Linked DNA regions of Homo sapiens: region 1 is linked to region 2. A link is an interaction called in ENCODE POLR2A ChIA-PET data of the cell type or tissue named here. Cell type or tissue: PC-9. All regions are shown on one strand. Links, peaks and the distances in the headings refer to the core of each region. The heading gives the core; the rest is flanking DNA. Region 1 has its middle 15 kb from the start of LINC02721. Region 2 holds the start of LINC02707 (long intergenic non-protein coding RNA 2707).

Region 1 (16,768 bases), core at 5,499-7,998, 740 kb before region 2:
ACATGGTCTTCTGATTAGTGTAGGTAATATGTTCATTTTAAGATAGCGTCAAATCCATGATCAGTCTCCGTGCAGAGAACAAGCCCTCTCTGCGTTGCATTTGGGAAGGGGCCTCCCTTGCTGTTCTGCGGGGCTGGCTGGATCTTGTTCTCCTCTCCGAGTTGGAGGACCCCATTCCTGAGCAGCCGCTGGACGAAACCCGGCCCTGGGATCCCGCGAGGTCCCCGGGAGGCGCCTCAAAAGCCAGCCTGGAGCCCCGCAGCGGGGCGGAGGAGAATTTTGGGCCCGGGCTTGGGTCCCCGTACCCCGGGCATCACCTAATATCACCACCCCTCTCCCCGGGTCCCCACAAAGGCATCAAGCCAGGCCCCTCGTCACTGCCTCCACTGCGCCCTCCTGTCCCTCCTCCTTTCCTCGCCTTCGCGCGGGACGAAGTGGCCGGCGATGTCCCGAAAGCGGGGCGTCGGTGCCTCCCCCTCGGCGCCCCAGCTCGGCTCGCGGTGACCCTGCAGCCCAGGGCCGCAGCCAGGGACTCCCCACACCGAGCCTCCAAAGAGCCAGGCTTCGAAAGCTGCCCGTCCCTGTCAGCGCGGCAGGCGGTCCCGGAGCCAGGTCCCAGCGCCTCCCAAGGCGGGGGGAGGGGGCGGCCCCCACACCTGGACCCGCGGACACCTGGGCGGAACCCCAAGCCGCAGCGATAGAACGGCCCTTTGGAAATCAGATTACCTGGATCCTGGTTTTCTCCGCATTCATTTCCCTTCTTGTTCCCGAGTTCCACCAAGAGGAATTGAGTTCTGCCCCTTTCAGCGGCGCAACTGGGTTAACTGGGGAGCTCTGGACCCTATGATCTCGGCATCTTCATGGCCATGCTTATAACCCATGTTGCTTTGAGTTTACATGTCATCTTGGCATTTGCTAAGGTCCTATTCGAACTTTTCAGTCTTGAGGCAGACTCCTTAGAAGGAGTTAAGAGAATAGCAAGGGTAAGCAGTGCCCCTGTGTGGCCAAAATGGTGGTGGCAGGAAAACCAATGAGAAAACACAAAGGCAAATCCACGAATATGAGGGTCAGCTCTAGGTTTGGCCTCCCCTTTACAAGTTTCTTCTGCACTTTCCACTCCAGAAAGCCTGGCTTTGATTTTGTTTTGGACATGGCAATTTATACTCACTTTTTATCCGGTTATTCTCTCACTTCATGTGGATTGGAGCCCCAGATGTGCCCAGTCTCAGATTCGAGTCTGTCCTAGCCATAGAACACCAGTTCCCTCAAGGAGAGAGGTGGAGTCAAGATCAGGACCAACAGGACATCAGAGTTCAGGGCTGTCTGATGAATTCAAGGAGATTCTTATTTAATCCATTTTCCATAGGAAACATCGACTCCTGGAAGAAGTTGGTGTGGGCTGCCTGGGAAAGGAGGTTTAGCATCATATGTGGGCTGGTGGTGGTGTGCTCTGGCTAACTTAACATCAAGGGATAGGGAGGTTCTGTCCTCAGACCCAACTGAGTTCCCATCATCCCCCACACCATGCCACCCATCAGTGAGTACAACCTGTAGGGATGCCCTGGAGGCCAAACTTCCCCTAAGTGCTGGGCTTTCAGCTTCTCTTCCCAGAACATCAGACTGACTTAGCTTTGGAATAACTTGGAATTGCAGACTGAGCATTCTGAGAATTCTGGTGATGTTGCAGGGTAACCTGAAATGGGCTGCCCTCCAGTGGGGTTATTGGGCAGAGTAAGGGTCAGGATGGAAGTCTGCCACTTTAGCTGAGGCCAATTTATTATTCATTTATTTATTTATTTAGAGACAAATTCTCGCTCTGTCACCCAGGCTGGAGTGCAGTGGTGCGATCTCAGGTCACTGCAACTTCCACCCACCAGGCTCAAGTGTTCTCATACCTCAGTCTCCCGAGTGGCTGGGACTACAGGCATGCACCACCACGCCTGGCTAATTTTTGTATTTTTAGTAGAGACAGTGTTTTGCCATGTTGGACAGGCTGGTCATGAACTCCTGGCCTCAAATGATCCACCAGCCTCAGCCTCCCAATGTGCTGGGCTTACAGGCATGAGCCACCGCACCCAGCCAAGAAATTTAAGTACATTTTCCTTCTATTTATATTTTGTAAGGGGCAGAACCAGGATTTGGACCCAGGTGTCTAACTCTGGAAGCTAAAAGCTTTCCATTATAACAAGTTGCCTCACCTGAGCCCGACTTAAAATCAGGTGATCTCAGCTATACTGGACTCCAACAGGAGTCATTGCTATTTTCTTGCTGTTGTATTTTATTCAAGTTTAGAAAAAGAAATAGCCAAAAAGCTCAGGCAAGGAGCAGACAAGACACAAAGAACTCTGAGTTCTGCCTGGGGAAGGAGCAGGGGACATGAGTCACCTTCCCCTCTAGACACAGTACTGCAATAGGATAATCCTCTCCCAACTTCCAAATAGAAGTGGCCAAATTTAGTGGCAGGAGGAGCTAGGGGCAATGTGATTGCGACTCCCACCTCTATCCAGAGAACTGGCCCTAAAGCATCTCACCTGCTGTTTCACCGAGAGGCTCGTGGTCTCCAGCATCACCCAAGAGCTTCTTAGTAATACAGAATCTTAGGCCCCACACCCAACCCACTGAATCAGAATGTGCATTTTAACAAGATCCCCAGGTGATCCTCATGTACATTACAGTTGGAGAAGTGCCTAGAACTTGACCCTTCACCTCGTTATAACTCAGTAACTTCACTTGTGAATCAGGCACAATAGCACCTGCTTGACTCACCACTCCTGGCTGTATGAGGATCAGAGAGGACAATGTAGGAAGTTAGAGGCAGAGGTGTTCAGGAAGTTATCTCTCGTGCCCCCTCTACCTTCTCCACTGCCATGGAAGCCTAATCTCTCTCTCAGAGGGAGAAGACTAGCAGGTGGCTCTTCTCTGGAAGAGCAGAGGAAATCAGGGACCCTCAACAGCCCATCCTCCATGGCCCCTGGGGGAATCTCTGAAGATTCTAGCTTTTCAACTGAAAGTTAGGCTGTAATTGACACTGTGTAATCCAGTAGACGGAATTTTGCAGAAATAAATATGAAGCTTATATTTGGGTTTTTAAAAAATCAAATTAGGCTGGGTGCTGTGGCTCACGCCTATAATCCCAGCCCTTTGGGAGGCCGAGGCAGGTGGATCACCTGAGGTCAGGAGTTTGAAACCAGCCTGGCGAACGTGGAAAAACCCCATCTTTACTAAAAATACAAAAATTAGCCAGGCATAGTGGTGCATACCTGTAATCCCAACTACTCAGGAGGCTGAGACAGGAGAATCTCTTGAACTTGGGAGGCAGAGGGTGCAGTGAGCAGAGATCGCACCACTGCACTCCCGCCTGGGTGACAGGGCAAGACTCTGTCTCAAAAAAAAAAAAATCAAATTATATAACAAATTATTCATGTGTGTATATATATATATATAGATATTAGGTTGGTACAAAAGTAATTGCGGTTTTTGCATTGTTAGAATTTTCCGTTTGATATTGGAATAAAACATAAGGCAAGAAAAGATAAAATTAAGAACATAATTCTTATTTACATTTAAGAATGTAAATAAATGTGGTTACCGTATACATCATTTTAATGGGCATTTCTCGCTTTATGTTTTTTTGCTAGTTTATTTTATGTTTATTTTAGACTATGGAAATGATGTTAGACAAAAAGCAAATTCGAGTGATTTTCTTATTTGAGTTCAAAATGGGTTGTAAGGCAGCGGAGACAGCTCGCAACATCAGCAGTGCGTTTGGCCCAGGAACTGCTAACAAACATACAGTGCGGTGGTGGTGCAAGAAGTTTTGCAAAGGAGACAAGAGCCTTGAAGGTGAGGAATGTAGTGGCCAGCCGTCGGAAGCTGACAATGACTAATTGAGAGCCATCACTGAAGCTCATCCTCTTACAACTACATGAGAAGTTGCCGAAAAACTCAGCGTCGACCATCCTACTGTTGTTCGGCACTGAAAGCAAATTGGAAAGATGAAAAAGCTCGATAAGTGGGTGCCTCATGAGCGGAGTGAAAGTTTAAAGAAAAAACATCGTTGTGAAGTGTCGTCTTCTCTTATTCTACGCAACAGCAACGAACCATTTCTCAATCGGATTGTGATGTGCGCCGAAAAGTCGATTTTATACGACAACTGGCGATGACCACCTCAGTGACTGGACCCAGAAGAAGCTCCAAAGCACTTCCCAAAGCCAAATTTGCGCCAAAAAAAAGGTCATGGTCACTGTTTGGTGGGCTGCTGCTGGTCTGATCCACTATAGCTTTCTGAATCCCAGAGAAACCATTACATCTGAGAAGTATGCTCGGCAAATCGATGAGCTGCACCAAAAACTGCAATGCCTGCAGCCGGCACTGGTCAACAGAAAGAGCCCAATTCCTCTCCACGACAATGCCCAGCCGTATGTCACACAACCAACACTTTGAACAAAAGTTGAAGGAATTGGGCTACACAGTTTTGCCTTATCCGCCATATTCACCTGACCTCTCGTCGACTGACTACCACTTCTTCAAGCATCTCGACAACTTTTTGCAAGGAAAACGCTTCCACAACCAGCAGGATGCAGAAAATGCTTTCCAAGAGTTCAAATGTTGAAGTATGGATTTTTACACTACAGCAATAAGCAAACATTTCTCATTGGTAAAAATGTGTTGATTGTAATGGTTCCTATTCTTACGAATAAAGATGTGTTTGAGCCTAGTTATAATGATTTCAAATTCATGGTCTGAAATTGCAATTACCTTTGCACCAACCATATATATATATAATGTATTTCTAATAAAACATTTTTCCTGCTCTTTCTCCAGTGCCTAGAATAGTGCCTGGCACATAGTAGGGGCTCGGTAAAATTTGCTGAACTAATGAATGGGCTCTATGAATCTTATCAATGTTCTAAATGCTAGCATTTTATAGATAAGGAAACTGAAACATCAAAAAGTTAACTTCCATAAGTCCCACAGCTAATTTCTTTATCTGTAAAATGGGCGTATAAATATTGCCTTTCTCATTATTATGGGGAGCAAATGAATTACCATATAACACCTTAGGGAGTGTGTCTGGCTCAGTGTTCGTGCTCACAACTGTCTATGGGCTGGGCGCAGTGGCTCATGCCTGCAATCTCAGCACTTTGGGAGGCCGAAGCAGGTGGATCACAAGGTCAGGAGTTCGAGACCAGTCTGGCCAACATGGTGAAACCCTGTCTCTACTAAAAAATACAAAAATTAGCCGGGTGTGGTGGTGGGCACCTGTAATCCCAGCTACTTGGGAGGCCGAGGCAGGATAATCGCTTGAACCTGGGAGGCAGAGGTTGCAGTGAGCCAAGATCGTGCCATTGCACTCCAGCCTGGGTGACTAGAGTGCAATCGACTCAGCCTCCCAAAGTGCTGGGATTACAGGCGTGAGCCACCAAGACCAGCCCTAAAAATTCCTTTCCATTGATGCTTCCACTCAAGCTACCATCCCATTTTTCTCCTTTTACCATCTTTTAAAACTCCTTTTCAAAAAAGTAGATCTGAAAATTAATCTATGTTGTTAGAAGTAAATAAATCAATTATTCATCAAGCTATATATATTTATGTGCACTTTGAAATATATACATATACATATTACTTTACTGAAAAATTAAGAGAGAGAGTAGCTTAACTAACCTCCTCTTCTCTAGTTTTCCTTCCCTCCTCTCCCATTCAATCATTATTCTCCCTTGCAAATTGGCTTCCATGCACAGTGTCAAAACTGTGGCCCCTGCCACATCTCAGCTTCCTCACTATACACTGTCACCATGCTGTCCTGACATTCTCCTGTCTCCAGTGTCCACTCGATGGTTCGAGTTCTTTGTCCACTTTATGAGTCTTGCTTTTCATAGGGCTATATACACCTCTGCGGCCTTTCCTTGCTGTCTCTGCCTGCTAATGTTCTGCCCCTTTGTCGAGATCTAACTCAATTCTGCCCCCTTGTCAAGATCTAGCACCTTCTCCTGGAAGTCTTCTCTGGTTTCCCTAATTCTACATCATCATTGCTCACTTAGCACTTTGGGATAGTGCCACTTGTGGGCCAGGTACTGTCTGAGGTAATGGAAGACATTCAGCCCTGCATTAGTTATTGGTTTAATATTAAGTTTTGCTATTTGCATCACAAGAAATACAGACTCATTTAAGATTTACCTCAAGTACCTGAGGGTGTATAAGGGTGATGTCTTACCACCTTTCCATCTGAGAATTTGTCTTCTGGGAATAGAAAATAGTAATGGATTCTTGACCATTGTTTCTAAGCAAAGCATGCCAGAGCTCATGTCACCCTTTCTAGTAAGAAGTTGTGAGTTTGCACTGAAGAATTATAATCAAAATGCGTAAAGCTCCCTCCCCTACCTCCACTTAAAGTTCTTTAGGGATCCTTCTGGCTCATCTGCAAGCTCCCTAATTTAAGGGACAAGTCTTTTTTCCCTTAAAAAGTTTTCCTGGGTTTAACTCCTCCCCTTCTCCCACTTTCTGCAGAGTCAATGGATTTACCCTTGAGAAGATTCTGCCTTCTGTCCTGGGGCAAGTGATGAAAGTCTCCAGCTCCCAGTCTGACTCACGAGAGTAGACAGCCTTCTGCAGAAGTTGAATTATAGACTGTGGCCCCTCCCCTGTTTTCTACCAACAGTATGAATGAGCAACACCAGACTGGACCTCAAGAATGTTTCTCCAACTGGAATTTCTCTTCTCTGACAGAGACTTGAAAGCAGCTATAGTAAAATCTAGGCATGATGATCTATGTTGGGCACTGCACAAGCACTCCTCATTCAACAAGGTGCCGTTCATATCAGAGATGCTTTATTATTGTGATAATTTTTATATGTTTATTTTTATTTTGTTTATTGGAAAGATTGACGATTTGTATGTTTCTTACAACTTCCCGGCAGATGGCAGTAAAGTGTCTTGTTTTAAGATGTTTACTATATTTTGTTCAGAGTCCATTTACAAAGGAAAAATGAGTCAGTATTCGAAATCAACATGTCTAACATCATCTGAAAATAACTTTTACTTCTAAACAAGAAATCACTTTATCTATTGGTAGGTGAGTGTTTAAATGTTTTTTAAATCCCTATTGTTGTTAGAGCTCTGGCTAATTAATATTTCATACTGCATTTCACATTATCTGCTGTGTTCGCTGCACCCAAAAGCTATTCCTGAATTCCTCGTTTAAATCTACAAGAACTTTCATTATTAGATTAATCACCATCAAATGACATACACTCAGATAATCCACAAAATGAATTACATGCACATAAATTAGAGATTACCACTTCGTGATCTGGCTAGTTCTATAATGGAAATTGCTTGTTGTGCATATCCTGTTAATAAAAATATTAATGCTTGATAATATTTAGCAGTCTGTTAATTATATATTTTGTATGTTATGTACATGTAAGTTCCGAGATAAAATACCATTGATTTTTTGCTCAGATACTACAAAGGAGTTTTTAAAATTAATTTCAGAATCAGAAAACATGGAAGGAAATCAAAGACAATCAATTAGACTACTGAATATATTTTTGGAGAAGATAGAATCAGGAGGCAAAAAATGCTAAATTAGGATGTGGATTTAATTTCAATATTTATGTCAGACATAACTTGAGAAAAAAGTGGAAGAGAAAAAGAAAACATTAAACTAGATTTTCTTTTCCCTATCGAGGTACTTGGCTATGTAATTTGAATTTTTGTCCATAGAACACTCTATTTGAAATTTGTCTACAAAATGTATACATAAGAATTTTAACTTTCCATCGTATTTAACTACTATCAGTACAGGTAGGAAGTTTTCAGAAATTACTTATTCATAAATTTTTTTTTTTTTTTTTTTTTTTTTTGAGACGGAGTCTCGCTCTGTCGCCCAGGCCGGACTGCGGACTGCAATGGCGCAATCTCGGCTCACTGCAAGCTCCGCTTCCCGGGTTCACGCCATTCTCCTGCCTCAGCCTCCCGAGTAGCTGGGACTACAGGCGCCCGCCACCGTGCCCGGCTAATTTTTTGTATTTTTAGTAGAGACGGGGTTTCACCTTGTTAGCCAGGATGGTCTCGATCTCCTGACCTCATGATCCACCCGCCTCGGCCTCCCAAAGTGCTGGGATTACAGGCGTGAGCCACCGCGCCCGGCCCATAAATTCTTACCAATGTCAAACCGACCACGCCCCTTATTATTCTACCTTAATGGTTTCTGTGTTTTCTCTATATTGCAAATTCTTCAGGGATGAAAAAAAAGTGTCAACTGAAGAATAAAGATGTTAGAATGGGTTGGCAGTACTTATCACATAATACTAATAAACAGAGGGTAAATGCACTTCAATGGTGTTAAGAATTCAAAGATTTGAAATATATATAATATAAAGTGATAAAGATGCTATGATAAAGAGAAACAATATCATGTGCACGTAATATACATGACTCGGCTTTGACAAGACAACATCTAGGGAGAAGATTATCCAGGAAACTACTAGTGCAGTGATGCAAATTGTCTTCCGGCAGGGCATGATGGCTCCCGCCTGTAATGCCAGCACTTTGGGAGGCCAAGGTGGGCGGATCACTTGAGGTCAGGAGTTTAAGTCCAGCCTGGCCAACATGACGAAACCCCATCTCTACTAAAAGTACAAAATTAGCCAGGTGTGGTGGTGCGTGCCTGTAGTCCCAGCTACTCGGAAGGCTGAGGCAGGCCCTCAGCCTTGAACCCGGGAGACAAAGGTTGCAGTGAGCCCAGATCGTGCCACAGCACTCCAGCCTGGGCAACAGAGTGAGACTCAGTCTCAAAAAAAGAAAGGAAGGAAGGAAGGAAGGAAGGAAGGAAGGAAGGAAGGAAGGAAACAAGGAAGGAAGGGAGGGAAAATTGTCTTCCTTAGCAAAAACTATCAAAAATTCAATAAAATATGGCACATTGATACCAAATAATGTTACACAGTTTTAAGGAATAAAATATAAAAACCAAATAGTTAAACTGATAGCAGAAGTAATGAATGAACTAATTTTGAAAAAGATTATTTATCTTTATTATTTCAGATACAGTCTCTGGTATAAGCCAGGTAGAACACATAAAGCTATTAGAACTACACATAAAGAACACATGAAACTATTAGAACACAAACATTTCATATGTGGATATTTGGGTGAGGGAGGTTGTCCAGTAGATGACAAAAGAAAGCATGTACAAACTTTCAGAAGGCTACTTGCAAATGTAAAGAAAAGTTACATACAGCAATGCCACAAGTATGCATAGAAATCATAATGGATTGCAACAGAGGATCCTAAAAAAGGTCTAGAGTATTTTATACTTTTTGTTATGTGTCTTTACATTTGATATTGAATGATGCAGCAAATATCTATTTTACAGCACTGAATTTTTTTATATCATCTAAGAAATTATATAACTACTCTTTTTTTTTTGCTAAAAAAAAAAAAGGGATAGATGTGCAGAACGTGTAGGTTTGTTACACAGGTATACGTGTGCCATGGTGGTTTGCTGCTCCTATTGACCCGTCCTCTAAGTTCCCTCCCCTCACCCCCAACCCCCAAACAGGCCCTGGTGTGTGTTGTTCCCCTCTCTGTGTCCATGTGTTCTCATTGTTCAACTCCCACTTATGAGTGAGAACATGCGGTGTTTGGTTTTCTGTTCCTGTGTTAGTTTGCTGAGAATGATGGCTTCCAGCTTCATCCATATCCCTGCAAAGGACATGATCTCATTCCTTTTCATGGCTGCATAGTATCCCATGCTGTATATGTACCCCATTTTCTTTATCCAGTCTATCATTGATGGGCATTTGGGTTGGTTCCATGTCTTTGCTATTGTAAATAGTGTTTCAATAAACATACGTCTGCATGTGTCTTTATAGCAGAATGATTTATATTCCTTTGGATATATACCCAGTAATAGGATTGCTGGGTCAAATGGTATTTCTGGTTCTAGATCCTTGAGGAATCGCCCTACTGTCTTCCACCATGGTCGAACTAATCTACATTCCCACCAACAGTGTAAAAGCGTTCCTATTTCTCCACAGCCTCACCAGCACCTGTTTCCTGACTTTTTAATAATTGCCATTCTGACTGGCATGAGATGGTATCTCATTTTGGTTTTGATTTGCGTTTCTCTGATGATCAGTGATGTTGAGCTTTTCATATGTTTGTTGGCTGCATTGATGTCTTTTTTTGGGAAGTGTCTGTTCATATCCTTTGCCCACTTTTTGATGGGATTGTTTGTTTTTTTCTTGTAAATATGATATAACTAACTCTTTTGCTTCAACCAAATGTTGGAATATATTGTAAAGGCATTTATGGAACATAAAATTTTAAATCATTGTTGAATATAGGATGGGAAACTTGAGGAGATGCCATCTTGCTACTAGAACTTAATTAGAGAGAGTATGCAATGCATGTTGATGATATGAATAAAAATGTAGATTCTAAAATGCAAGTCAGAAGTATACTGAAAATATCTTCTTTAAAATGCATTGTTCAGCCTAAATTAGGAGTAAAGATAAAGTTAATGTTATATGCAAACTTAGACAGGAACCCAAAGTCAGTATATATAATTCCCTTGAAAGCATAACATTATGGGCTTAGAAAATTTTTTAGGAAAAATTAACTTATGATATTCACACAAAGATATTATTGCTGCTAAACAAATTGCAGAGTTTCTCAACATTAAGCTGCTAAACAAATTGCAGAGTTTCTCAACATTAAGCCCAATTTTTCTAATATAAAAATACCAGAAAGAAGAGGAAGAATAATTTCTTTTTTTTCTTTCTTTTTTTTTGAGATGAAGTCTCACTTTGTCACCCAGGCTGGAGTGCAGTGGCGCAATCTCTGCTCACTGCAATTTCCGCCTCTGGGCTCAAGGTATTCTCCCACCTCAGCCTCCTGAGTAGCTGGGATTACAGGAGTGCCCCACCATATTCACCTAATTTTTGTATTTTTAGTAGAGACAGTGTTTACCATGTTGGCCAGGCTGGTCTTGATCTCCTGACTTCAGGTGATCCGCTCGCCTCAGCCTCCCAAAGTGCTGGGATTACAGGTGTGAGCCACCGTGCCTGGCCAGGAAGATTAATTTCAAATGTCATTTCTACAGTCAATCCACCTGTGATCCCAAATTTATTTCTATTTTTCTCTCTATAGGTTACAGTCATATTTTCTTTAAAGGAAAGATTTATATTGCAGAAGGACTATATGGTCTTTTCTGTGTCTTAGATTAGTATTTCTCAAATGTTCCTGTGCATATAGAATGCGGGGGATCTTATTAAAATGCAAATTCAGATTCAGTAACTCTGGGTTGGGACCTGAAATTCTGCATTCCTAACAAGCCCCTGATGATGCTTTGATGCTGGATATGTGGAGTAGGAAGGTTCCAGATATCGCATGTGATTTGAAGAATTGCTGTGAATATGAAGTACCAAGGCTGCGTTAAAAATGTACAATTGAAATTGACTGACAAGCATATTAAAGGCTTTTATAGATCATTCATCAATGTACAAAGCCCTAAAAACCTGAAGTTGTCTTTTAAAATCTAATGTTCTTTCACTAAAATATTGCAAAGTCTTTGTTACAATAACTTACTAGATCCACTTCCAAATAACTTCATGCCTTTCAAGATACAACTAATTTTGCCAATAGCAATATCAATGGAGAATGTGGCTTATCAAAATTAAATACATTAAGCTGGGTACCGTGGCGTGTGCCTGTAGTCCCAGTTACTGGGGAGGCAGAGTGGGGAGGATCACTTGAGACCAGGAGGTCAAGCCTGCAGTGAGCTGTGATCGCGCCACTGCACTCCAGCCTGGGGACAGAGCAAGACCCTGTCTCAAAAACAAAACAAAACAAAACAACCAATGTAAGGCCTACAATCAAGAAGAAAAGTCCACCAATCTGATGATCATTTCCATAAAATATAAGCAATAAAACAAGTAAGAATTAAAACTGTCAAAAAGAATTTTACTTCCACAAAGACAAGATGTCTTTTTTACAACAAATTATTAAATCCAAGTGACTTTGAGTTCTTAATATTATAATTAATCATTTGAATTTTTCAATATTTTATAATGAATTATTTGCTTGCATAATTTACATGGAATTACTGCCAGTCCTTGTTATTATTGAGAAATAAATAATATAACTTTTTAACTTGAGGAAAGATTAGCTTTTTCAAATTTGTACGAAATGCCATATGGGCTAGTGATAGCCTTGGTTTGGATAGTTTACTAAATAAAGAATAAAATTACCAGTGGAACTCATCTGCCTGGTCTCAAGCTCTTGATATCCTGAAATTGCTCGTGTGGTTCAAATAATCCATATATAGTCTGACCCAGGAGAGGATTTTAATGGTCCACCAGATAGATTGTTAAAAGGATACCTGTGGTACCAAGGAAAACAGGATTCTTGGCCATGGATCTGCCTTCTGGGTACTTAGGAAGACCAATTACCAAGTCTTCATGGGAAAAATAGGAACTATTGACCTGCGTGGCATAGAACCCTGGAATTGGAAGCTTGTCCAGGGTCCAAGGCAGCTCCAGCTATTATATTAAGAGTTTCTTTATCCCTTCCCCAGTAGTCTGCACTCCAGCCATTCAAATAACCCACCTTCTCCCTCCTCCTTTCCCTTTTCCTTCTTTTTCTGCCTCTACTACTGATCTCTGTGTAGCTCAATTAGTAAGAGAATCTGACTGGACTAATAAGGTCACTCTTGTTCCTGCTGGACAAAACTCTCCTAAACCCGGACTTGTGTCAAAAGAACCCCTTGGGAAAACTCTTCTAACCAGGGGACAGTGGATGGGGACCCTTCACTTACAGGGCTGGGGATAAAAATTGACTGTGTAGCGAAACTTTTGAAAACAGTTGTTTGTTTAAAAACACTCTTGACGGAAATTATCTTTATAAACAACATTCATTTTCCTGACTATAAAAGCAGTATCTGCTTGTTTTAGAAAAATATAGAAAAAAGTAAAGAAGAAACATAAAATAATCACTGTCCATTTTTGTTGTATTTTCTAGTTAAATATGTTTGTGGCTGGGTGCATGGTGGCTCATGCCTGCAATTCCAGCACTTTGGGAGGCCAGTGCAGGCAGATTGCTTGAGCCGAGGAGTTCGAGACCAGCCTGGACAGCATGGTGAAACCCCATCTCTACAAAAAAAAAAAAAAAAAAAAAAAAAAAAAAATTAGCTCGGTGTAGTGGTGCATGCCTGTAGTGCCAGCTACTTGGGAGGCTGAAGTGGGAGGATCACTTGAGCCTGGGCAGCAACCTAGGTACAATGAACCATGATTGTGCCACTGTACTTCAACCTGGGTGACAGAGCGAGACCCTGTGTCAAAAAATATCTATATCTCTCTAAATATAATATATATACATATATATGTTTGTGTGTGTACTTACATGCATATTGAAAACATATATAACATTTGAGATTATACTACACATATTCTTTTTTCCTTTATTTTGTGAGATTTTTTTCTAAGTGATAAAAAAATTCTTCATAAACACTTTTGCTAACTAGATCCCTCATCTTCCGACAAGAGATGCGCTATTATCAGCAACTTCACTATTGTGAGGCAGATGTGGATTTTAACCAGACTTCATCTGTATGACAATATTGGAGGGGTAGCTGTGGGGACAACTCACTGTATTGTGCCTGGGGTTTTTCACCCCCAGACCTGACAGGAAAAATAGCTGGTTTCTGTCTCCAGGTCAGCTCTGGCAGCCGGGACTCCATCCACTGAACACAGGCTCCAAGAGGGGGAAGGACTGGCACGGGGATGTGGCGCACCTGCTTCCAGGAAGGAGCTGGTGGTAAAGGGTTACAGGATTAGAGAGCTAAGCTGAAGGGATGCACCTGGAGGCAGTCCTGCATGCTGGATTTACAACAGGAGCCTGGGCTTCGTATAAATGAGTAATGCTTCATGATGCTCTTTTCCGAGCAAGCTGCAAAAATTGGCAGGGGCCCTTCAGTGTGCTGTCGATGTGTCTGGAATTCAAATAATTTGATTCTGAGATACAATGACAATGGGAAGCAAGGCATTACCTTGCGAGAATGATGGCAGAGACAGCTGCTGCAACCAGCATCCATGGAAGAGGTTGCGCGAACAACTGTTCTCCCTTTGCCGTCCCCCTGAAATCTCTATTATGCCTCGCTGCTACTGCCCTTACTCAAGGGCATTAAATTAAAAAGTAATGTAGCTGATAATTCTTCCTTTCTTTTGCCCCAGTTCAGGCAGTGAAGAATGGGTAAAGTGAAATAAAAACCTTGACGGAAACTGATATGTCTCTTTAAAAAAATGATGCTGACATTAGACACAGCTCAGGAGGGTACAATTTGAATATCGGGTGGCATTGCAACGTACAGCATCACTTGCTTTCTTTGCTTTTAAATTTGTCTTTGTTGGCTGAACACGTTAATATTTTTCCAAGGTGTAATAGCTGGGAGGGTTCCATCAGGAATAACAGGAGATCTGGTGAGCACTGGGTTCTTTTATCTTCCAAATCATAAGGCATTTTGCTTGTGCTGGTTGTCATTTCCATTAGAAGAACTGATAAGCAGATTCTGACTTCATTTGCCCAAATATAGTGCTCTTGTTGGTAGAGCATTTAGCTTCTCTGAAGCACTTTATTTTTTATTTATTTATTTATTTATTTTTGAGACAGAGTGTCGCTCTGTCTCCCAGGCCAGAGTCCAATGGCACAATCTTGGTTCACTGCAACCTCCGCCTCCTGGGTTCAAGCAATTATCCTGCCTCAGCCTCCTGAGTAGCTGGGATTACAGGCACCCACCACCATGCCTGGCTAATTTTTGTATTTTTAGTAAAGATGGGGTTTCGCCATGTTGGAACCAGGCTGGTCTTGAACTCCTGACCTCAGGTGATCTGCCTGCCCCAGTCTATAAAGTACTGGGATTATAGGCTTAAGCCACCGACCCCTGCCAGCACTTTATTTTTTTAAGTCTTTTTTTTTTTTTTTTTTTTTTTGTCTAGGCCATAGCATTCTGGAGAAGAGCTCTAGACAAGAACTGTGAGCTCTTAGTTATGATTTCAGATTTGCTGTTGTGGCTTGCTATCTCTGGATCTCCTTTTTTCCATCTAGAAAAGGAAAAGTGTTGGGCTTTCCTCTCCAGATCCCCAATTCCCTGATTCTGTTATCTAATTTGATAATTTATTACTAATGGTAGCATTGGCAAAATTGCCAGGTATTTTGACTCCACCTTTCCTACAAAAATCAGTCTTTTAAAAAGAATTTGGAAAACAACATTTTGACTTTTTCTTAACCTCATAAATACTTAGTTCTCAGAATGTGAACATGTAAATAGTAATGGCAACCAATTACATAGCATTTACTGTGTAACGGGTATGGTTCCAATGTTTCATTTATTCTCACAACAACACTGTGAGGTATGTAGACAGATAAAAATTATTCTTCTAGCTTTACAATTGCTAAGAAATAACGTATAAGATGTCCTGTCTCTGCTATGGAAGTAGCAGATAAAAAATCATCAACGGCATGCCCCTAGATCCAGATTTTCTCCTAAATTCATGAATTCAGGGTAAAACCTTGGACAAAAAGCCAATGTCCAAGGAGCACAGATAAATTCAGCAGTGGTATCTGTTCACTTTCATGAAGACTGTCCAGGAACGTGGTCACAGGTTCACACTGACCTGTCTGGATGAAGGTGTCTTTCTTGCTACAGAGTTAGGATTGCAACCGGCCTGCATGGAGAACAGGATTCCTTCCTAATTAGCAATTGCTTACTTTGCAGCTGTTGCTCCTCAAGCCAGAGCAACCCACTGGTGCACAGGGGAATACTGGTGTGCCTAGAAGGGGTTACAGCGAGCCTAAATCATCGACACCCTTGGCAAGGCTGTTGGGCCCCAGCAGCTTCCCCGCCGTACTGCTGTATTCCATTCTGTATGTGCCAAGTTACAGGAATGAGTGGGAAACACCAGTAGAGAATGTATTCTCTCTTTCCTATTTGCTGTCACTGAGAGTGAGAATACAACCAAAATATCCATTTCACTTCAAGGTCAGGAATTCTTCATGGAACAAAAAAAGAGAAAATCATGGATAAAACAGAATAGCCACTCAAAAGAATCCAGAGTTATGCCTATTCCAATATTAAGGAGTTTCTTCAAGAAAATGAAATCATATTTACTTAGGGTTTCTCTTTTTCTCTCTTTTTTCATGTGTGTGTGTGTGTGTGTGTGTGTGTGTGTGTGTGTGTGTGTGTCCCAAGCAAGGTAAACTGTACTTCTTGTACCCAAAAATACTTTGAAAGACCAAAAGTAATGGGTAGGTCAGCCCTCTGGCAGTTATTGCTACCATCTTGTATTACCACTCGACCATAGTGATCCAGAAATGGTGCCAGGGGAGAATCTACTCAGCTGGGCCTCTCTCGTTCCACACAATCTAGGGAGTCAGGTTCCCAGCCTTGCAAGTCTAGATGTATGATCTTATCAGTGTCCCAGAGAAGACAGGCTATGGGAGGGCAACCCATACAAACCAAACTCAGGCAAGGTTAAATTATAGCCCAGAATGCGATGTCAACATTCTGAAATTAAATTATCCAGGCAACTGGTAGCTACTCAGGAGACTGATGTGGGAAGATTGCTTGAACCCGGGAGGCAGAGGTTGCAGTGAGCCGAGATCACGCCACTGCACACTGCAGCCTGGGTGACAGAGCGAGACTCTGTCTCAAAAAAAAAAAAAAAAGGAAAAGAAAAAGAAAAAAAAAGCCCCACAAAACAAACAAACA
Region 2 (16,768 bases), core at 7,121-9,620:
TTCATAGAGCTTACTGTCTTGTAGGGGAAACATGAGTAAATTCAGCAGAGTAAGGGCTCTAATTGGGTAAATGGGGGCTAGGCTGCCTGTGTCCTTGGGGTGGTGGGAAGGCTGCTGATCTGGGGTGCCAGGAGACCTGAGTTTTGATGCAGGCTCTGTGACTTTGAGCAGGTCGTTTCCAACTTCTGAGCTTCCATTTCCCTAGCTGAAAATGGGGGCTTGCCATACTCGATGCTGTACTCTATGAGTCTTTGCAGCTCTGTCATCTTTTTTTCTTTTGGTCACTCAGAGACTCCAGGATTGGGAGAACAACCTGCATTCTGATTTAAAGTGTGAATCTAATAATTTCAAAAAGAAAGGGACTAAAAGGGACAAACTTGTTTCTGTTTATTTTCCATCCTTCTTTGGGGAAGTGTAACATTTGAAATCAAATTCTCATTGGCTTAGCCAATGTGTAGACTTCGAGGGGAAATTCTCACTGCCCAGAGAAGTGACTAAAAATGACCATTACAGCCAAAAAGAGAAGTTTTTTTTTTTAAAATCTGTGCTCTACAGATGGATGAAGTGCTGCTGCACATGGACAGAGTGGATCTGGACATTCTGCATGAGCCCAGGGATCCTGAGAATGGATTGGCTGAGCATAGACAGGGTGACCTATCGATGTTCACTGTGGTCCTGATCTATGTGGCCTCTTCCTAAGGGAAGATTTTTCTTAAGGTTGTTTCCTTTCTCAGCAGATATTTGTGAAGAAACTGTATCTGTAGTCTCATTTTGTCCTTATAATGACCCTGATGGATGGGAGGTAGAGGGATGATGATCAGTAAGAGCTGGGAAAGCACCAGGAACTAGCAAGAGCAGGACACCTTTTCCACCACTAGGTAAATGGACCTAGTGACTGCTGGCACCGTGGGTGAGGGGACTGCCTGGCAGGAGCTGTGGCCGTAGCTAGGGGATTACAGCTACGGCCACAACTCTGGCCCTGTACGGAGGGAGTGGGGGAAATAAAGAGTTCATATCACTCCCCTCTTTCCCTGGAGTCTCCTGCTGGTACCTTGCATTGGCTGAGTCTAACTGGAAGCCAGAGGGCAAAGGAGGTACCCTTTCCAGCTCTGCAATTCTCTTCAGACAGGGCTGGGATTTCTGGAGAGAATTTGCAGAATCAGAAAGCAGAGCTTTCCAATCAATGCCAAGCAAGAGACTCTGCAGACTCTCATAGCCTTGGGACCTGAGAAACCAGGTATCCAGTGAGCAGTCACTTAAGCCTGTTCACCTGGCCCTCTCTTACTTTCTCTCCTATAGCAGCAGCAAAGGAGCGATGGGCCGAAGGGACTTGCTGGGTAGAAGTGGACCCACATTCTAAAAAGGAATGGAAGAGAAACCTGATTTCTTTGACTCGCCCTGTCCCTGAAGATGAGGGGCAGGCACAGACCAGCCCTCTCCAGAAAGACAAATATATTCTTCCATTCATGGGAGGGGTAGTAGAGACTAACATTTGTTAAGTATCTATTACATGGGGGGTATGGAGGTAGGCCCTTTGTGTGTGTTGCCTCTTTTAATCCTTTGGTGATCAACTCATGAAAATAAACAGCTCCAGAGCCAGCTGTCTTTGGAGGGTGTAGGCAGGCCCGGCTCTGGGAAACCTGGTGACACTGACCTAGTTTGACTTCCAAATCTTCTCTCTTCTTCGATTCTGGTGAGCCCCACTCTAGCCCCATAGTATGTAGGGCCAAGCACCCAGATACTGCTTCCATCAGGAGGAAATAACATACCTGATGAATTTCTTCACTCAAGGTGTTAGGAGCTTAATGTGTTTCCCCCGCCCCCCGCACCAAGAGAATTTGTGTTTTCCAAGACAGTCAGAGAGTGGGTGGTGCTGAACTCAAAGGAGTGAATCACTAATAGTGGAATCCCAGGCATTCAGGGAGGTCCTATTTCTGGGGTGGGTTCCTTCCTGACACTTCATTTTCTACAAAGGTGGCAGCCACCTATTGTCTCCAGAAAGGAGGCTGTCCCTGTGGGTGTGGTGACGGTGGGAAAGGAGAGGCACCTGCAGGCTGAAGCCAAGATCACCTGATTTTCAAAACCAAATCTGTCCCTACAAAGGAGAAGTGGCTTAAAAATCCACACAGCCTCCCGAGTGGAGGGAAGAATTCCCTCTCCTCTCTGGAACAGGGTTCCCTTCACCCAGAACACGGTGCTGTTGTTATGCAATGTCCCTGTTGGCAAAGATATTTGAGCCCCTTGTTTTCAGGTCTGTGTCATTTCCAAGAAAGAGCTGTGGCCTTTGAGTAGGACTGGGCTCCTGAATAGGGTCCCTGGTGCCAAATGAGGGAGCCAAGAAAAGGCAGAGAAGAGGAAAGTCCTGACTTTTACATGAAGATGAGACAGCCAGCCCTGTGGCAGCCAGATGGCAGTCCTGTTGCTCTGTAGTGGCCTTGGGGTCAGACTAGGGGCAGAGCTGGGCTGAAGGCAGGAAGGCCAGGACAAGACAGGTGAGAAGGGCAAAGTCTCCTGTAACCTGGTGAGAAAATGTGGGCTAAGCCATTCTCATCTGGAGCTGAAGGCTTGGTGGAGAATGGCCCTCAACATTCAAGTTCACACCCATGGATTTATAAAAGGCAGGGCTGGGGGGAAAGGTTTTTCCCATTATACTTAATAACATTATCAACAACAATAATCACTACTATCATTTATTGAGCATTGACTCAAAAGACAGTCCTTTTATGAAAATTATTTACTTAAATCCTTACAAAGCTTCTATTCATTCACCCAACACATATTTATTGAGTTCCTACTATGAGCCAGGCATTATTCTAGGTGCTTAATTTAGATCAAGGGACAAGACAGACAAAATCCCTGTTCTGGTGGCAGGGCTACTACATGCAATTAACAGCACACAACTCTAGGGGGAGCCACATACATGGGCCACCTTATGAATGGTGTGCCCTGAGGTTAAGCATCCTGGCAGCCCCTTTCTGTGACATTTGCATTCTAGTGAAGGGAGTCTAATACCAATGAAGTAGATGTCATTATCCCCTGACTACAGTTTAGGAAACAGAGACACATAGGAATTAAGTAACTTGCTGAGTTTTTCAGCCAAAAATGACTGACCCATGATTTATACTGAAGTCAGTCCTTGCAATTCACCTGTGCCACGTACTTGCCTTTCTCTCCCTGGTGGGCACAGGGAAGAGGGAGTAGCCAGGCTGGCCAGATGAGTGCTGGGCTGGCTGGCCCAGTAGAGGCACCATGTCCTGACTGGGTGGACAAAGACTGGGTAGGAGGTAACAGAGAATCCCTTGGTGAGTCTAACTTAGCTATAAGAAGGCTTGCTGAGAGCAGCTGCCTCCATGCAGAGGGTGGGGTGACCGGCCTTTAATCCTTCCCAGCTGAGGATTTAGTCAAAGAAGCTTGTCTCTGGGGATAGCCTATGGTCTTGAAGGGCCTGAGTTAGCTATTAGTTCACCCATTTATTTAACATTCATTCATTATTTTTAAAAAATTTCCTAGCTATGTTTGGGGGCAGAGAAGTGGGTCCAGAGACCTAGAGGTTTGCAAGGGTAGCTTCTAAACTCCTTTGGTTCAGAACAGAATAGAAAGTGTCCTCGGGTGACCTTGGGTCTGCTTCCCAAGCAAATTGAGCATACGCAGCCAGAACAAAGACTGCACTCTACTCTAGTGAGCTCAGCCTGCTAGGCTTGGATCTAGATTTTATAGCAATAAGCTTGGAGTCTCACCTTTGGGTCAGACAGAGTACTACCCCAGACATGAGGTAGGGAGAGCCTAGTCTATATTCCTCTGCCTTTGTCCAAGCCTGCTTTGTCCTTCCTCTTGACGAGGAATAAAGATGGCTTCTGGGTGTGCATCCCCTTCCTTCTTCCACCTGCAGATGTACCTGTTTGTGTGCAGTGGGCTTCTGAGTCCTGGGCAGGGATGCCAGAGACCGCAAGCCAGATGCTTGGGATGCCAATCCTTGGGACTTTGAGGAGAAAGAGAGGTTCTGAGGGGCATCTGTCTATGGCACAGAGTCAAATGGAACACATGGAAGTCCCTTAGAAGGCTGGTATCTAAGTGTTGGCCACACAATGTCCGTTCTTCCTCCATTATTTGAATTTCTCCTTCTCTATCCTTCTATCTTTCTTGGCACCTTGAGCCAGGTCTGGGGTGAGAGAAGGGATGGTGTAGGTGAATTAGTGGTAGTTATTGGAGGAAGGCAATAAACCCAGAAAAAGTGTCACGTGACTTCTTTCTTGGGCCCAGTGTGACGCTTCTAGTTAGGCTAACGTGGGTCTTGGGACTGTTCCTGAGATTTTGTGGAAAACTCTTTGTATTTGTGCTGGTAACAGAAGGAAACCAGAGTTAGGGCTGGTGGGATGAAGCAGTGGGAACACTGATTTCTCCTTTTTTTCAGATTCAGGGATTTCTGTCAGAGACATCCGTGGGGGAGGGATGGGATTGGGAGTGAGGAGAATCCCTTTCCTCTCCTCTCACCATCTGGTGGTCCCCGTGCCCACGCACCAGCTCGTTGGATGGACATTTTGATTCCCTTAAGATGTACATTCTTCAAATCATTGTTTGTCATTAGCTCCCTGGAGAAAATGGAGGGGCTGAGATATTAGTGAGAAAACATAAAGTTAATTGGGTGATGGAGACTGGGAGAAGGGGAATGTTAGAAGAAAGTGAGCGAGGTCTGCTAAAAGTGAACTTTATCTTCTTCTCAATTTTGCCTAAGACTCGTGTTGCCTGGGCAGTCTCTTTTTGGAAGAGAAATTTTCATGACAGTTTGGGCCAGAGATGGCAAATAAATGCCTGACATGGTTGCTGCCAGCCCCTGTCTCCCGACACGTTCACAAGGGTGCACACCACTTCTCCTCTCTGTGACCATAGACTCAGACCCATTGCAATCCAGCATCCTGCATGGCCCCATTGGTCAGAGTTGACATTTGCAATGAAGCTGCTTCCCTATGCCTGGTTAGGCCTTTTGCTATGAATTCTCTGGAGTTAACTATTTCCAAGGGGCTCCATCTTATTCTTGTGATTTCCACGGGATTTGGAGCCCCAGAAGACAATCCCATGTGGATTCACAAAATGCCCTCTAAATTTGATGGCTGTCAGTGCATACTAAGTATGACTGACTCACTGGTATCTGTTTCCTCCGCTGACACAGCTGGTTCTTAGGCTCGGCAGGAGTTTGGGCTGAGACCTCTCATTGCTCTATATTCCCTCTGTTACTAATGAGGCGTTGTTCCTTAATTACTAGGTGCTGGATACTAGAATTGCTTTTCTTTGTTTCAGGGGATTTAGCAAAGGGCTTATAAATATTTCTTGTGTCTGGCATGAACTACCTGATTTTTTTATTCTTCAGGTCACTGAGCTGGCAATAAAGGCAACTCAAAGTTAGCTGGGAATCAGAATGAAGGGGGACTAGGAAAAGTGATGCCTAGAACACCAACAGGTGTGGGATCATCTTCATTGTACCTTTCAGAGCCTAAGATATAAGTCCTCTGGATACTCTCTGCTTGTTTATTTAAAGGAAAAAATAATCAGAATGTGGGAGAAATGGGTGCTTTGGGTAATTTCATATTCTAATTGATGAACGTGTATGAAATTATAATATTAAACCACTACTAGCCCTTGCCGTAAAAAAACTATTCCAAAATAGCTGAGTCTAAGTTTCCTGCCTCAGTGTGTCCCACCTCTTGCGCTTGAGTCCTTAATGATCCAGAGTTTCAAGTCCCCAGTGCCCTAATCTTGAAAAGCAGAAACTTTAGAAGTTTGCTGAAGTTTATTAGTTGGCTATACGATCCATCAAGAAATTGACTTTTTTGGATTAAATTCAAGATAGTTTTTAAAAAATCAGAAGTTTCTTTATCATGAAAGCTAAAAAAATAATTGAAGGTAGAGGCTAGTTGGAATCCCAGTTAATAGATGGATTTCTTCCTTCTTGAAGAAACTTGTGTCCAAGGGCAAACTGAATCCTGGTGGTCTATGCTGGCCACATTCAGCAAAAAATGGCCTGAGGTTTTGATGGTTATCATTCTCAAAACTGTTCCTGCCAACACACTCTGATCCCAGGAGGTTACCTGACCTTTATAAGGCTCAGTTTCCTCCCCTGTAAAATGGGCAGGGTAATCAAGCTAGGCAAAATATTTAACCTAAGTGAGGAAATTGTGCTATTAGTGCCCTGAAAAACATGTAGAAAGACATTAGACATTATTTTATTTAATATCATGTTGAACTTAGTTTTTAAAAAGAAGACCTATTGGATTTTCCAAGAACAACTAAACTGATTCCTTGTAGACAGTTTAGAGAATACAGAAAATTAGAAATAGGAAAAAAGCAAAACAAAGCAAAAACCATCAAACAAAGTCTACGCAAATACAGTTTCTCTTAACTTTTGGTTTATTTCCTTCTAGTCATTTTTTAGGTGCATTTTTAAATTGTGGTAAAATATATGTAACGTAGAATTTACCATTGTAGCCATTTTTAAGTGTAGAGTTCAGTGGCATTAAGTACATTTATATTGCCGTGCAACCATCACCACCATCTATCTCCAGATTTTATAACCCCAGACTGAAACTCCATATCCATTAAATGATAACTCCCCATTCCCCTCCCCCTACCCTGGTGACCACCATTTTACTTTCTGTTTTTATGAATTTGACATTCTTGGCGCCTCTTATAAGTGGGATCATTTTTAGTCGTTTTTATAATCGGTTTCCTTCCTTTAAAAATATGAATGGAGCCTAATGAATATTGAATTTAGTGTACTGGTTTCTTTGAACATTTCAGCATCATAAACATGTTTTTGTATTCTACATTCTTCTTGTATTGCTATATTCTCTATAGGAATTTTTTTTTTTTTTTTGACAGAGTCTCACTCTGTTGCCCAGGCTGGAGTGCAGTGGCACAATTTCAGCTCACTGCAACCTCCGCCTACTGGGTTCAAATGATTCTCCTGCCTCAGCCTCCCAAGTAGCTGGGACCAGAGGTGCATGCCACCATGCCTGGCTAATTTTTGCATTTTTAGTAGAGATGGGGTTTCATCATGTTGGCCAGGCTGGTCTTGAACTCCTGACCTCAGGTGATCCGCCCACCTTGGCCTCCCAAAGTGCTGGAATTACAGGTGTGAGCCATTGGCCCCAGCCTTGAACATCATTTTTAATGGCTGAAGATTATAGAATCCAGTGGGTGTGCCATCCATTATTAGTATTCTGTTGTTTCCAAATATTTGCTGTTTTAAACAGTGTTGTGAAAACATATTTTTGTGTTGAACTTTTATCATATTGAGAGGCACTTCCTCTGTGCAGAATCAAGAAATTAATTACCGGTTTATAAGGAATGTGAACCTTTCAGGCTCATAATCTGTATTACCAAATGGTTAGGAAAAAAATGTTCAGAAGGTGCCATTCACAGATGGAGTGGGCTTCCACCAGGGGCTGTGAAGCTCTAATCTCAAAGGATGTTGACTACTGGTAGGGCTGATTCAAGTATTAGATATCTAGGAAGGGTGGGAAGGGCAGAGAAGCTTCCAAAATTCCTATGTAGGAGAGGCATAGGGGTGCTGATCTCTTCATAAGGGGTGACGGGAATTTTCCTTGAAACAGCATGTGCAGATCAAGCACTGTTCTTTCCTTTAGAGTGTGTGTTTATTTGGGGCGACTTGGAGGGTTGCTAATTGAGATTATGGGGAATCTAAAGCCACACCCCAAACCGCCCCTTGGTTCCCCTACCTGGGGGAGAGTTGACACTAGTCAAACCTCTCCCATCTCTGAGATTTTGTGAATCTAGGACTCTTGCCACTGCACAGACTCCAGCTGGACCCAGGGACTCCAGCTTCTCACATCACCCTGGCTCATCCATAACTCTCTTTTGTTTCATCTCAAACATCACTGAGAGATGGCTGCCTCTTCTCCCTTCCTAGGAAAGCCCATGTCACAATAAGCGCGCCTGTGCTTCTCATCAGTGCTTTCCTGGTAGCACCACCTGACAAACACTGCTCGCGGCTGCCTTCAGCTGCTCTCCAAGAAGACGTCATAACCACAAGAGATCTGAATCAGCCCATTTTTTCCCCTGTGGCACTGTGTGCTTTGGCTGCCTGGCCAGAAAGCTGGGACTGTATTTACCTATCATTTTGATACTATCTTGGGGTGTAATTGGAATTGAGCTCTTAGTGTGGAAATTCTTACTCAGAACACAAAGGATTGAAGAGTGCTTGGAGGCTGAACTCTGGAAGGACTCTTCCCTGAGGCCTCTTGGCATCTGGCTCTTGTTTCTTGGAGCGGTGGTATGGCCCACAGGTGGGTGTTTCCTTTGGGAGCAATTTCTTGCTTTTTCAGTAGCTCTGGGCTGTCATCGAGCCCACTGTTCCTTGTCTTCTCTGCACTGTTTAGTGATGATGTAGGTGAATTGCTCCACAGTTTAATTCCAGTGGTAGAGCAGTCACCATTTGTTGGTTTCTTTTTCTTATGGGAACTCTGGTCTGCATCTCACTGTGTTTCCCTTGAACGTGTCTGGGGTCCTCCAAACAGCTTCTTGTCCCTCTGAGTGCGGACACTCAGATTCTAACTCAGATTCTAAGTCAATGGTCTCAGCCTTTAGAACCGCAGGAGGCCAGGCGCGGTGACTCACGCCTGTAATCCCAGGACTTTGGGAGGCCTACGCGGGTGGATCACCTAAGGTCAGGAGTTCGAGACCAGCCTGGCCAACACAGTGAAACCCCATCTCTACTAAAAATACAAAAATTAGCCAGATGTGGTGGCATGTGCCTGTAATCCCGGCTACTCAGGAGGCTGAGGCAGAGGCAGGAGAATCGCTTGAACACGGGAGGTGGAGGTTGCAGTGAGCCGAGATTGTGAGATTGTGCCATTGCACTCTAGCCTGGGCAACAGAGTGAGACTCCATTTCAAAAAAAAAAAAAAAAAAAAAAAAAAGAACCACAGGAGGGAGAGATCATATATGACCCCGTATGTGTGAAAAGTCCTATCATTGCTACCCACACCAACAATATTAGTGGAAAAATGTCTTCAAAGGACATTCGATTCAATGATACATGAGATTTGCTTCCTTCCTTAATTTTTCCCTGTACAGCTATATAATGATTTTTTCAATCAGATCCTCTTTTCCCCCTATTAATTGTATTTATAGGATGAGATTGATTCTAACACAATAGCAAATGATGTATGCACATTTAACACATTTCGTGAAGGCAGGAAAGGGCACACTATAAATTCTGTGAAATCCACATTAGATCATGCCTCTCCTTTCTCAGTTGGGAGGTGGGCTCTGACAGTGCTCAAGAGAAAAAAAAATCAAGTTGTGACAGTTTAAAAAATATTTTAAATATTAAACTATTTATTATGGAACTTAAAACATACACAGAAGTTGGCAGAATAACATCATGTACCCTAAATATCTATCTCCAAACCTCAACAGTGATCAACCTGTGGTCAGTTCTGCCTCTTCTGGTTCCCATCTGCTCTCTGACTTCAGTTTATTTTGAAGCATGTCTCAGACATCTTGTGACTTCAGTATTGCACGATGTATGTCCTAAACGTAAGCATTCCCTTTAAAACATGTATCTACTTTTTAAATGAAGAACAATTAGGTGCATTTTCATAAGGGTTTTAGAAAGGGAAGAAACTGTATTTCTTTAATTTAAAAATGTATCAGACAACTAATCCATGTTTACTGTTTCTAACACGGATACCATAATAATAGGATCATTCTATTATACATAGACTAGTGAGATCAATTTGTCAGATAAACTTAGAAGGGCCATTAAGAAAGTTATGTCATAATTTTTGTCACTTGCTGAAACCAAGACTTTAATTCTGCAGAACATCATACCAGGATTCACAATTGTATACACTGATTGTGTTTGTCCAGAGGTAATCTCAGATCCACTGTATATAATTTTCCATTTGCCTAGCTATGGGGTTGGACACGTCAGTTTTTTCCAGACCAAGGGTCTCCTAGCTTTTTTTTTATTTTTATTTTTATTTTTTGAGACAGAGTCTCTGTTGCCTGTGCTGGAGTACACTGGTGCGATCTCGGCTCACTGCACCCTCCACCTCTCAGATTCAAGTGATTCTTGTGTCTCAGCCTCCTGAGTTGTAGGTGGGACTACAGGCACCTGCCACCATGCCTGGATTTTTTTTTTGTTTTTTTGTATCTTTAGTAGAGATGGAGTTTTGCCATGTTGGCCAGGCTGGTCTTGACCTCTTGATCTTAGAAGATCTGCCCACCTTGGCCTCCCAAAGCTGGGATTAGAGGCATGAGCCACTGTGCCCAGCCTCCTAGCTGTTTTGGCTGCACACTTCTATCCGTAGATAATTAAGCATGTACCCTTACTATTTTCTGCAATATAAATTATTTACTTATAAATTACATTATGTACTCTATCACACTGGTAAATTAAGTATATTATAAAACAGAAACTAAAAGTATGAAGTGAGAATTAAAAATGAATAGCAATTCTAATATCTTCATCTTCCCCTCAGTGGATCCTCCTGTACATACTCCAATTTGCAGACCACTGGAGGAGGCTGTAGGAGGCAATATTATATCCCAGTGAGGTGTGTGGGTTGTAAAGCCGAACAGCCTGAGTCCACATCCCAGCTCCACCACTCCTTAGTTCTGTGATCTTGGAAACATCACTTAACCTCTCTGAATCTATCTTCTCACCTGTAATATGAGGGCATTAACCCCTTACAGGTTATTGTAAGGTTTCTTACACTGTGCCTGTGGTAAGCATCAATACATTTTAGCCAATAATAACAGTAATGATAATAACACATTCCTAGAGGGCTGGGATGGATCTAGATTTTTCTTCCCCTTTTAGTGGAAGACCACAGCATGATGCATGAATTTACATTTCCTCAGACATTCTGGTGCTGATGAAGGTAAAGATGGTGAGGCTGCGATGATGGTTTCAGGGATGGGTGTGTTGGGCGTGATGAATAGCATGATGCATATTGTCACTCATTTAGTTTATCTGCACTGATGATGATGCTGATTATATGATGACTGTTACAGGGATGGTCACATTGTGGGTGATGAATATGACCAGAAAGGGAAGACTTTCACAGTTCCTACCCGAACTACAACATCGATATTTTCATTTGTCTTTCCTAGGAACTCTTACCTTAATCACCTGACCAATATGCTGACGACTAACATGTTGCGCCCTGCCTTTCTTCCGGGCCTCTCTGCCTTGCTGATCTGTTTTGCTGGTGTGCCCTCCACTGTGCTCTTGGGTCTTTGTCTCTCGGTAAAGCCTAGTACTGTGGTTGCTGTACACAAAACCTGTAGATGATTAAGATCTCTGTTCACTGCAGGGCCATTCATCTCCCAGCGACTATTTTATCCTTAAGTCAAGAGACTTGCCTCTCAGCCCCTGGGGACCATGGAAAGAGTGCTAGAAACCTACAGAGTATGACCCTTTGTAGCCTTATGCAAGAAGTGACCTGTGTCTTTCCTGTCATGAGAGAGGACAGACATTGCAGGAATCAAACGCATAACACTAGTGCAAAACTGGGGATAATGCCCAAACCTGGTTAGGCAGGGGCGCCTGGAACATGCTTGTCCAGGAAATCTTCCACTCAGTTCTGCTGCCTCCATGTCCCAGATGATCACAGAAGCCTCCTGAGAAGGGTTGAATCCCCCGTCGCCTGGGGATCCCAAGAAAGCTGCAGAGGAAAGACTTTCTCTTCCAAGATCAGAACAAAGGACGGTTAGCATTGTGCCCAGTAGTGCCAAAAGGTAAGGTTGGGTTAAAATAAGAATTTGCCTTAAGCTCTTTTCCCGGGGGCTTGTTTTTTTCATTAACCTTGTTGGCTGGACTTTAGGGAAGTATGCACCATCTTCTCCAGAAGTGCTTCAGATTTTATATTTTTAAGAAATTCAAGAGTCTGAGTTAGGCACTTTAATGTAACCTCCCCAAAGCTTTTGTTCCAGGAATTGACTTGGGGATTAATCTGTTTAGCAAATTCTGACACAGAGGCATCTCATAACCTTTTATTTTTTCTACAGACCACATTGTATCTACCTGGGATGTTTTGAAAATGAACAGTGACACCTAAGAATGTATACTTATCTCTTCATGCCAATTCTCCAAACTGGATGTTGCCCATGTCTCAAAATTACTTGCCTCCAATTTTAGGGCATAAAGTGTGAGATTCTGTAGCATGAGATCATATGCTCTTAAAATACTAAGTATATATAAATTATCCCTTAGCATCTTTAACATGCATTTTTTTTTTGTAGAGACAGTATCTCTACAAAAAAATCTCTCTGTATTGCTCAGGCTGGTCTTGAAATCCTGGGCTCAAGAGATCTTCCCATCTCGGCTTCCCAAAATGCTAGAATTACAGGCATGAGTCTCCACACCTGGCCTAACATGAAATATTCTTTAACAGTATTCTTTAGGATAATATATTATTCTATAGATTTGAAATAATTTATCAGTTCTATACTTAATTATAAATACTCTTGGGAATAAAACATACTTATCTAATAAGCAAACAGTCGTGCTATTCCAAACAATTTGGGATTGCCTTTCCAAGCATTTTTTGGGGGTTTCTTCAACTGATTGAGAGACCCCCGGCCGGGGAAGAGAAAGAGAATTTGATTTGTGACACTGATGGAATGGACTACAACCTTTTGGTGGTGACTCTACTGGGGACTTGTCACAGAGCTTATTTTCTAAACAGATGTGAAAAATGAAAGTCAGGCTGCTGTCTGGTTGGTAAGATAAAGCTTTCATTAATACTTGGCAGCATTATTTTAGCTAAAGTGTCAGATCAAACGCCCACATTATCACCTCCCCTTCCTGATTCCAACCGCCCATGATAGAAAAGAAATAAAAGACTAGGAATAGGTCCATCAACTGGTGAATGGCTAAACAAAATGAGGTATATACATACAATAGATGGTTATTGAATCACAGTAGGGAATGAAGTACTGATACATGCTACAATATAGATGATCGTCATAAACATCATGCTACGTGAAAGAGGCCAGATGCAAAAATGTCACATATTATATGATTCTACTTATTTGAAAAACTCAAAGTAGGCAAATCCATAGAGACAGAAAGCAGACTGGTAGTTTCCCAGTGCTGGGGAGAAGGCAGACAGGGAAGTGACTGCTTAATGAGTATGAAGTTTCCTTTTGGGATGATGAAAATGTCTTGGGACTTAGATAGAAGTGATGGTTGCACAACACTGTGAATGTAGTAATTGCCATGGAGATGTACACCTCAAAATGGCTAAAATGAATTCTATGTTATGTGAATTTTACCTGAATTTAAAGAAGAGTAGAAACAAACACCAAGGAAAAGGGAGGAAAGGAGACATTATTGAACAAGACATTTCAACAAGTTTTGGAATATGGAAAATATACGGAGAAGTGGCAACTGACTTACCAGAGTGGCAGAAGAAATAGTCTATGTGAGTGTGGGGAATGGGGTGGATGTGGAACCAGTGAGAAATAAGCCGCTTTACTGGGAAGAACTACAGAAAGACTGAGGCTTGGACGCAGCTTGTGCTACTACAGGTAGCAGTAAACAGGGGGATTTGTTGAACTTCAGAATATAGAGAATTTTGATGTAAGAGGTTTTTTTTTTCTCGTCTCAAACCAGGAGACTTTTTTTGTTCTCTAGGTGAGGGAGATCTAGAGACAGCCAAGTACAGGGTGCAGTATCATCTAGAAAATAAAGAAGAGGTTTGAGTCTGCAGGTGAGACTCCTGCTCTCTTCCTGGAATGCTGGCAGCCAGGCTTAGATCAGCCTCTCTGCCCTGCTCCAGGCAGAAGATGGAAAGATCCCTTTCTGGAGAAACTGACTCATCCAAGAGATAACAGCTCAGATTCTTACTTTTTAGAGCTCTCCAGTAAAATGCAGCTCAACACTTGATCAGTTTCCAGAGATGACCCCTGATCAGGCCCTCACTACGAACCTCTGGGTTTTAATTGGTTATTTAGTATCTCAATTTTAAAGATCAAAGACAGGATCGCTTTTGAGGAAACTTCCAACTTTAATGAAAGAATTTAAAAAAAAAAAGGAAAAAAAACCTGATAGTGTAAAGAGCAGAGAAATGGCAGGGAAATGAAAATTAAGTTAAAAAACAGAAACTTTTATATAATTCTAATCCTTTGCAGAGATAAAAAAATACATTGCATACCTAAAACAAGTACAAGTTGCCATGGAAACAGATTCATTAGTGAAGAGGAAAGAGATCTTGGAAATTAAAGACATAAAAGACAAAATAAAAATTAAAAAAATTAAACAGAATTTAGAACATAATGTTGAAATGAGAGAACTTTAGATCTCAAAAACAACAGAGAATCAACCCAGGAGATTGTGTGTGACTAAAGAAGTCTCAGAAAGAGAATAGAGGAAAGGAAGGAATATTATAAGAAAAGTTTCAAGAATAAAAGGTCATGGGCCTCCAGACTGATAAAAATCCATCTTGTACCCAGAAAAAATTGACTTTTCAAGAACTGAATCAGAACCTATCCTGTGAAATGTTAGGACAAGTAGATCCTAAAATCTTCCAGAGGGAATCCATTCAAAGGCCTTGAATGGCATTAGACTTCTCCATATCAATACTGGATGGTGAAAGAAAAAGAGCAATACCTTAAACTTGCTAAAAGAAAATGATTTTTAACTAGAATTCAATTTCCATCTCAATTAAAAAACCCACTGTAAAGAAAAAATTCAAATCTTCTCAGGCATATAATAACTCTAAAATTCTACCTCCTGTGCACCTAATTTTGGCAAGTATCTCAGGAAGATACACTTTGCTAGAACAAGGACATAGTTTAAGAAAGTGGAAGAAATCAGATCTGGGAATCAGGGGATCACATGATACAGAGGCACAGCCAGAGGGATCCCAGGGAGAGCATGTCCAGTGTGACAAGGAGTGGACAGCTTCAGAAGGGACAGCACCAGGGGAAAAAACAAAATGAATATCTGATTGGCATAAACATTTGGAAAGTAGTATTAAAAATGTGTGTAACAGGTGTGTTGTTACATTTGCCAAAAAAGAGCAAAAGGGAAAAAAAACCCCAAGCAGATGAAAAGTAAAGAAGGCAATGGTTAACTACTGGAAAAACAAAAAACAATATTCAAGAAAGGAAACGAAATCATGGTATACTTCTTGACTAATGGGTGAAAAATGAAGATGTACATAGTTATTAAAATGCAAACATTGATTATTGAGTTAACCCAAAGTTGTGACATTTGGAAGCACGGGTAGGCACAGTGGGGTGTAAGAGACCTAAATCCTCACTTACCGTAATGTTTAAAAAATTGCCATGTCAAAGAATAGCAGCATATCATATTATTTAGAAATATGGATGCAAATGCCAGAAGAAAAATTAAAGGAAGTGAAAAATGTTTTCCTCTAGGAATAGGACAGGGGACGTAATAGGGAACAGATATTCTGCATTATCTCAATTAATTCTCACAACTGTGACTGAAGCTCTTTTGCTCTCCTTGTTTTACAGATGAGCAAACTCACAGAGGGATGCAACTTGCCTAGGATCGTATAGCCAGCAGCTCATGAGTGTGGAATGGGGATTCAAATAAGGTCTAGGAGACTCCAAAATCCATGTGCTTAACCATGAAGTTTTACTACCCCTTCTCTGCTTCTTCATTAAGTATTTTTAGTGCCTAATTGCCCATGCTCTCTGCCAGGTGCAGTAAAGGAGGATTACACAGGTGCAATATGAGCCATGATTCTTGTTGAAATCAGCACGTCAAAAATAAGGCTAATGAGCACGTGAAAAGATGCTCAACATCACTAATCATTAGGGAAATGCAAAACTGCATTAAAATATCACCTCATATACATTAGGATGGCTACTATGAAAAAAACCAGAAAATAACAAATATTGGCAAGGATGTGGAATAACTGGAACACTCATGCACTGTTGGTGGGAATGTAAAATGGTGCAGCTGCTGTGGAAAACAGTATGATGGCTCTTTAAAAAATTTTAAAAAAATAGATTTCTCATATAATTCTGCAATTCCATTCCTGGATATATACCCCAAAGAATGGAGAAAACAGGATCCTGGAGAGATGTTTGTATACCCATGTTCATAGCAGCATTATTCACAATAGCTAACATCTGGCAGAACCCAATGAATGAATGGATGAACAAAATGTAGTATATACACACAATGGGATATTAGTCTTAAAAAGGAAGGAAATTCTGACACATGCCACAACATGGAGGTGCCTTGAGGACATTATGCTAAGTGAAATAAAGCCAGTCACAAAAGGACAAATATTATATGATTCCATTTATATAAGCTACTTAGAGTGGTCAAATTCATAGAGACAGAAAGTAGAATGGTGGTTGCCGGGGATGTAAAGGTGGGCATTTCTCAAAAAACTGAGAAATACAGAAAAATAAAAATCACTCACTGTTTGCCACACTTCTACCCTGGTTCTTTTTAAATCTATTTTTCTTACTCAAAGAAATACATGTTTATAGTTTAAACATTCAAATAGTACTACAGGTTCGTAATAAACAAGAGCGGTCCAACTCCCCTCCTCCTAGCCCTGTGCTCCAGTCCTTTCAGATGTTGTTTCTGGTCTTTGTATTTCTCAATAACATGCCTAAATGTATTTTCTGGCTCCTTGTATTATTTATTTATTATTTGTTGAGTTTATTGCTATGAAAAATAGAGATTAGATCACTTACAGGGTCTTCCTGACACCGTGCTCACCTTCCCCACCTATATGTACAATTCACCTTC

Evidence for each region. ChIA-PET counts read pairs that join two places held together with the same protein. Peaks named below come from ENCODE experiments on the same cell type or tissue, not always from the same donor. Only the 100,000 strongest peaks of a DNase experiment are listed, where the experiment ranks them.
Region 1: POLR2A ChIA-PET joins it to region 2 with 13 read pairs; 1 of 35 experiments calls an interaction of 5 or more read pairs at or near these places.

Annotation. Positions count from the first base shown.
Region 1 is chr11:33,828,720-33,845,487 of GRCh38, forward strand. No RefSeq gene overlaps it. Among named protein-coding and RNA genes, the nearest start is that of LINC02721, 15 kb to the left of the region's middle. RefSeq lists a silencer at 978-1,067. In PC-9, for the core only: CTCF peaks have their summits at 6,837 and 7,037; DNase peaks (open chromatin) are centred at 6,632 and 6,922.
Region 2 is chr11:34,562,704-34,579,471 of GRCh38, forward strand. It overlaps LINC02707 (long intergenic non-protein coding RNA 2707), which reads left to right and starts at 8,192. Exons shown (of 3, transcript XR_931181.3): 1 at 8,192-8,300; 2 at 11,630-11,763; 3 at 15,511-15,905. RefSeq lists a silencer at 13,719-14,013. In PC-9, for the core only: no CTCF peak of the experiment used is centred there; a DNase peak (open chromatin) is centred at 8,138; H3K4me3 peaks cover 427 bases; H3K27ac peaks cover 1,396 bases.